Linked DNA regions of Homo sapiens: region 1 is linked to region 2. The links are chromatin contacts, found by Hi-C or POLR2A ChIA-PET in ENCODE. All regions are on one chromosome and are shown on one strand. The core of a region is the stretch at or near the end of the contact, and the rest is flanking DNA. Distances in the headings are between cores, read along the strand shown. Region 1 has its middle 34 kb from the start of LINC02304. Region 2 has its middle 77 kb from the start of LINC02304.

Region 1 (2,864 bases), core at 134-2,633, 43 kb after region 2:
CTTTCTGACTGACTATAGCCAGGAAACCTTCTCCGTGTTTAAGGATTCACACAAACACATTGAGCCCTCCTGGGTAATCTAAGATCATCCCCTTATCTCAAGGTTCTTAACCTTAAACATCTTTGCAAAGTCTCTTATGCCAAGTAAGGCAACATATTCAAGGTTTTGAAGATTAAGTCAAGGACGTCTTTGGGAGCCACTATTCTACCCATTGTCTCAAGGAAAATGGGATATGAAAACAGTGGTGTGTGCAACTCTCGTTTCTTGTACTTAACAATGAAGCTTCTTCTCCCACCCTGTATGTGTCTCTCACCCTCCAAAGTCTGCAATTTCAAACCTACGGCAGAAGAATTGCACTTGACCATGTGATGACAACAATTGAGCCACCCAGCTTAGAGCCAGAGATGGGGAGCCTCACATCGAGGATGGCAGAGACATCTCACCAGCTTGGGCACTCCAGGGAGAGATGCAGAGCTCCCTCCTGCTCTGGACTGCGATGTGTGAGAGAAATAAACCTCCCTCTTATTTAAGGAAATATTGTGGGAACTCAATGTCGTAAGAGCCTATACCTCTATAGCCTCTACTGAAGCTGTGCTTTTACTAATATAGACCCCAAATAGAGATTCAGTTGAGTTACAAAAATATAAATAAATTGATAATTTCTTGCTCCCTTGAATACATGCTGGCTTTGGGAAATGCTGACTGCTGTATAGACAGACGGCGACACTAAGTAGATGACAGGCCAGGGAGGGGTGGAAGAACAGGGAGACCTCGCCTGACTCGGCAGCAATAGGAAGAATAAAAGACTTCCCAGGTGAATAAGTCTCATGAGATCCGACGGCTTTGAGAATGGGAGTCTCCCTGCACAAACTCTCTTCTCTTGTCTGCTACCACATGAGACGTACCTTTCACCTTCTGCCATGATTGTGAGGCCTCCCCAGCCACGCAGCACTGTAAGTTCATTAAAACTCTTTCTTTTGTACATTGCCCAGTCTTGGATATGTCTTTATCAGCAGTGTGAAAACAGACTAATACACCAGGGGAGGGTATTTTCTGGAAGGACAGTGACTGCTCTAGTTCCCTCCTCTAAAAAGTGAACCCTGCCCCAAGCCAATGCTGTCTGCGAAGGACTGTGGCTCTCACTTTCTCTAAGTTCATTTTTGCTCTGCCTTCAGGCCTAGCCTCCTTACATCCATGGTGGCGTTGCTTTGGCACTAAAATTGCACTCACCTTGGGCTTGCAGACACAGGTCAATTTTGAGGGGCCAGGTAAAATATATATCCAGGGGAGGAGGTTAGAAGAGGTTACCCAAGGCGCTGAGCCTCTTCAAGAGCTCAGGTTTCTGGCTTCAGAGTCTCAATGTGGGGCCTGACTCATAGACCCACAGGGCCCCCTTCCTGGAGATTCCCCACATCACGTATGTGGTTAGTGAACTTGAGGTATTCGTTGGCACACCAGCAATGATGGGGAACTCTGTGTTTTGTTCACTGATCCATTTCATGCCACTCTAACATTTTTAAAAAGGGGAGCAGGTGGTGCTGAGGAGTCTCAGAGGCCAAGAACCAAGGCCAGGGGCAGCTGAAGCCTGAATCAGAGAGATCTGCTGACAATCTGTATCAGTGACACTTCCATCAGGCAAACTAAAGTAACTCTGAGTATCTCAAGGAGGAAGAGACAACACAGGAAGTAGAGGCTTTGAAATGATTTGAAGACCTGGGGTTGCAAGGTCAGGGAAGCCACGGCTACAAACAGCTTAGGAACTCAGGAGCTACAGAAATTGCAGGGACAGTTTCCAGCAATCTCAGATCCTGCAGCACTGAAATCAGCAGTTCATGGGGGGCTGCCCAGAGACCCATCAGTGCTAAAGCCTTATGCCAGCTGCCTGCAAAAGTACTGGCTCCTCATGGCCCTTCAGGGGTAATAATGACTCTTCCTTCTTTCCCGTCTTCCAGATCTTGCATGAGCACCTCTCATTGAAGAACCTACTGTGTAACCCCGCTGGTCACAGAGGCTGAGAAATGCAGCATCCACATTTCCAGTCTCTGCAGTAGAGGAGATGGTACAGAAAAGAGCAAGAGATTGTCTAGCACACATTGTCTACTCTGGATGCCACATTGACATTTCTCCCAGCGTTTTCATATAAAATTAGTTGAGCTGACTTAGAAATGACCACACTGGTGAGTTTCAATGTAAGTTGCACATACATAAATATGAGATTAACCCAAGTGTCATGTCATCCCTTATCTTCTCAATGAAAAGATCTCCCACAAAGTGTTGCTGACTACTTAAAAAATCAACTTGGAATAATCAATTTATTAATTTACTAACATATAATTAAGATTTCATACAACATAAAATAGTAATTTTAAAAAGATTATTTTTCCTCTCTTAACATTTCATGGGGGTTTGCATATTAGTTACACATAATATATATGTGCATATTTACATGTTACTTGAAGCTTACATAATCTACCTTGACACCAGTAAGCATGATTGTCTGAGTTGTTTGAGCAACAGCACCCTTCAAATCTATGTTCCTCTGGAGGCTATGTCCCAAGCCACAGGTGCTCACTCACATAACAGTGCGACCATTTGCAAATTTTCTCCTGTAAGTGCGTATTTCTGATCTGTGCTGTTCTTTTGGCATAGTTGTTAAAATGATGCTCAGCACTTACAGTTGTACACTCATGCCCATAGAAGGGATGACTATACCCCTGTGACCTCTGTAAGCATCCCAAATTAGCCTTAGATGAGGTCACTTCAGGTTATTGCATCTGTCCCAGACCTAACTTTCTCTTGTATTTGGGCTTGCACAGAATACAAAGGCAATAAACACATAGCTCCTTTGTGTTTGTATATGTGTG
Region 2 (3,026 bases), core at 237-2,736:
TGGCTAATATTTTTATTTTTTGTAAAGACAGGGTCTCCCTACATTGCCCAGACTGGTCTCCAATTCCTGGGCTCAAGTGATCCTCCCAACTTGACCTCCCAAAGGGCTGGGATGATAGGCATGAACTGCTATACTGGCCCCACATTTTCTTTATCCAGTCATCCATCAATGGACATTTAGGTGGTTTCCATATTTTGGCTGCTGTAAATAGTGCCGCAGTGAACATGGGAGTGCAGAGATCCCTTTGAGATCCTAATTTCAAATCTTTTTGATACATACCCAGAAGTGGGATTGCTGGATCAGGTAGTAGTTCTATTTTTAATTTTTGAGGAACCTGTGTACTATTTTCCATAGTGGATAAGCCATTTTTTAGAGAAGAGAAAATGAACAGCACAGAGATTTGTCCCTGTGCAGGGCTAGCAGGAGGTTTTGGTCAGATGCTATCAGGGAGCACAGGTAGAATGTTGCTGTACATTAAAATTAGCCAGGCGTGGTGGTGGGTGCCTGTAGTCCCAGCTACTCGGGAGGCTGAGGCAGGAGAATGGCGTGAACCCAAGAGGCGGAGCTTGCAGTGAGCGGAGATAGAGCCACTGCACTCCAGCCTGGGCAACAGAGCGAGGCTCTGTTTCAAAAAAAAAAAAAAAAAAAAAAGAATGTTGCTGTACGTTGATCTGTGCCTGTAAGCCCCTGGCCATCTGAAGTCTGGGGTCAGATTTCAAGTAGCCCGCTCATTGGTCCCTCACTGAAAATAATGGCAAGGGCACATGCTCTTTAAGGAAATCAGTGACCTTATGCCAATGGACTCATCTGTAGGAATAACCAGTTCACTAGCGTGAAAAGAGCTGGTTGGTGCTGGTCCGGGTTGGGTTTCAGGAAGAGAACAGAGGAGAGTTATTTATGGGTTTGTTATATCAGCCCCACTAACTATTGGCCCCAGTAAGCATTGATTATTGATCTTGTCCACATGATCCACTCTCCAGAGAAACCCAGAGCCCTGTGCATGTTGCTCTGTATCAGGCTGTTTGAGGTTCTGTAGCGGTTGGCCCTGTGTGTTGCGGTTTCTGGGCAGAGAGCTGCCCCTTTGCAGGTCACTGGACAGCAGGGCTCAGCGGAGCTCAGGCCTGGTTCATTCCTCATTTCTTCTCCTCGAGGAGGTTTTTGGAGGAGGGATTGATCCTTCTCCACAGGTGCCTAACCCAAATGACAGGTCCTGCGACATCGCCGGTGCCGGGCCCTCTGATAGAGCAGCTGGACTCTGCAGGGGAGGCTCCAAACCTTTGTTTCCCATGACCCCTCCTAAGTCTAAGATGGCTGTGTGAGCAGGGGATGGCCTGCCTGTGTCCCCCACCCAGGTGCAGGAGAGCAGAGTTGGAACAGGTTAAAAAAAACCAGCAGGTCCAGCTTTGGTCTGCTTAGTGCCTGACAAGTGGAAGCGCCGGAGGGAAGCGTGTGCTTGCACACTGGCCATGACGACAGAGAAACTCTACCGGCTGATGAAGCTCAGACCAGGGGCGTCCTGAGGTCTGACTCAGCACATTAGCCACTTCCCTTCCTTTGAGGCCTGGCAGTGGTCTGGAAAGGGGCCAAGAGAAAAAAGGAGCTTTAGCCGAGAAAGTAGAAGTTTTCTCTCTAACGTAGTTGATACGATTGCCAGATTGAGCAAATAAAAATACAGGGTGCTTGGTTAAATGTGAATTCCCATCATACTTCTTGGGGACATGGTTATGCTAAAAACATGCTTGTTTATCTGAAATTCAAATCTAACTGGGCATCTTGTACATTATCTGGCAACCCTCATCATTGGTGTATGTTTTGTTTCCTGCTGTCACCTAGCATTGTCAATAATATTTGTGCTGCCTGGAGGTGGGTTTGGCCGGAGAGGTTGGCGGTGGGCAGGGCTGAGGTGTGGGGAGAGGTGAAGTGGAGTGATACCAAGAAATTGTCTGTTCAAATGTTACTAATTCTTGGGAACTTGCAGAGCAACATGGCGCACGCTGCCTTTATTGCTGCCTGGAAGGGAGAAAGACACTTTTTTAGTAACCTGTGCTGGTGTCATCAAATGTGGCCTGAGATCACTGAGGGGGATGTTCTCCAAAATGTGCAGAGCATAGGTGAGTTTGCCGCACTGCCTTTGTGATCCAGATGCCTGCGTTAGTTCGCATGAAACTGAAATGGATACGATGGCAATTTCTGGGTGAAGAATACATGAGGAAAGAGACGCAATTAGAGTGAGCGATATGTTTGTGTGTTGTTTTGGTTTCAATCTTGAATGCTTGGCTTTGGCCTTTCCCCCCATAGATCCTAGAAGGCACTTGGGCAATTGTGTGAAAACAGGGAGTCCTTGGATCAAAGACTCAGTTCCTTACTGACTATTTGTGGGATGTTTGGGAAGTTACATCACCTTCTTGAGCCTCAGTGTGTCCTTCTGTAAAATGAAGTTGAGAAAGATATAATTATTGATAAGGTTAAAGAGATAATGAATGTAAGGCATAGCCTGGTGCTTAGTAGGACTTCAATAACTGGCGATCATTATTGTTATTCAAAAAATATGTGTTCCAGTCATCATCAATCCGCCAGCCAGCGTGTGCAGAGCTTGATATGATTAGGAGCACTTACAAGTACACATATTTCCCTCCCAAGTGGAAGGCTATTTCATGGTGAATAAATATTGTATTGATAGCATTAATAATAAAAAATACAAATGCGACTATAAAGCAGTGTAATGGATGTGACTTAACAATGTGGAGATCCAAGTGGATTTGGGGAATCAGTTTGATTTGTGTGGTTTTTATGCCTAGGCAGTCACAATAAATAATAGTTATATTAATTGGCTCCCTGATCAGAGTTATAAAAATCATGTTTTGTAGGAATTACGTCAAATACACTGGAGTAATGGTTTCAGTGAGAAAAGAGCCCGCCCTGGGGATCAACATGCACAGATGTAACTGTCCCAAGGTTGCTGGGTGGCCTGGAGCTTCTTGGTGCAGATTCTCCAGAGTGGGTGCCCTGGCCTTAGTTCTGAAAAT

The links. A loop is a pair of places that touch in the nucleus more often than their neighbours do. ChIA-PET counts read pairs that join two places held with the same protein, here RNA polymerase II (POLR2A). Pooled maps may share reads with other maps.
Region 1: a pooled map shows a loop between it and region 2 (2.2-fold over the local background). The contact joins two enhancer-like sites. A Hi-C loop is called at or near these places in 4 of 50 pooled maps. POLR2A ChIA-PET finds 5 or more read pairs at or near these places in 2 of 52 experiments (activated naive CD8-positive, alpha-beta T cell and naive thymus-derived CD4-positive, alpha-beta T cell).

What each region holds. Positions count from the first base shown.
Region 1 is chr14:97,119,293-97,122,156 of GRCh38, forward strand. No RefSeq gene overlaps it. Among named protein-coding and RNA genes, the nearest start is that of LINC02304, 34 kb to the right of the region's middle. Within about 2 kb of position 1,384, at least 2 of the 41 ENCODE cell types and tissues checked have a DNase peak (open chromatin) inside an H3K27ac peak, as active enhancers do.
Region 2 is chr14:97,076,010-97,079,035 of GRCh38, forward strand. No RefSeq gene overlaps it. Among named protein-coding and RNA genes, the nearest start is that of LINC02304, 77 kb to the right of the region's middle. Within about 2 kb of position 1,487, at least 4 of the 41 ENCODE cell types and tissues checked have a DNase peak (open chromatin) inside an H3K27ac peak, as active enhancers do.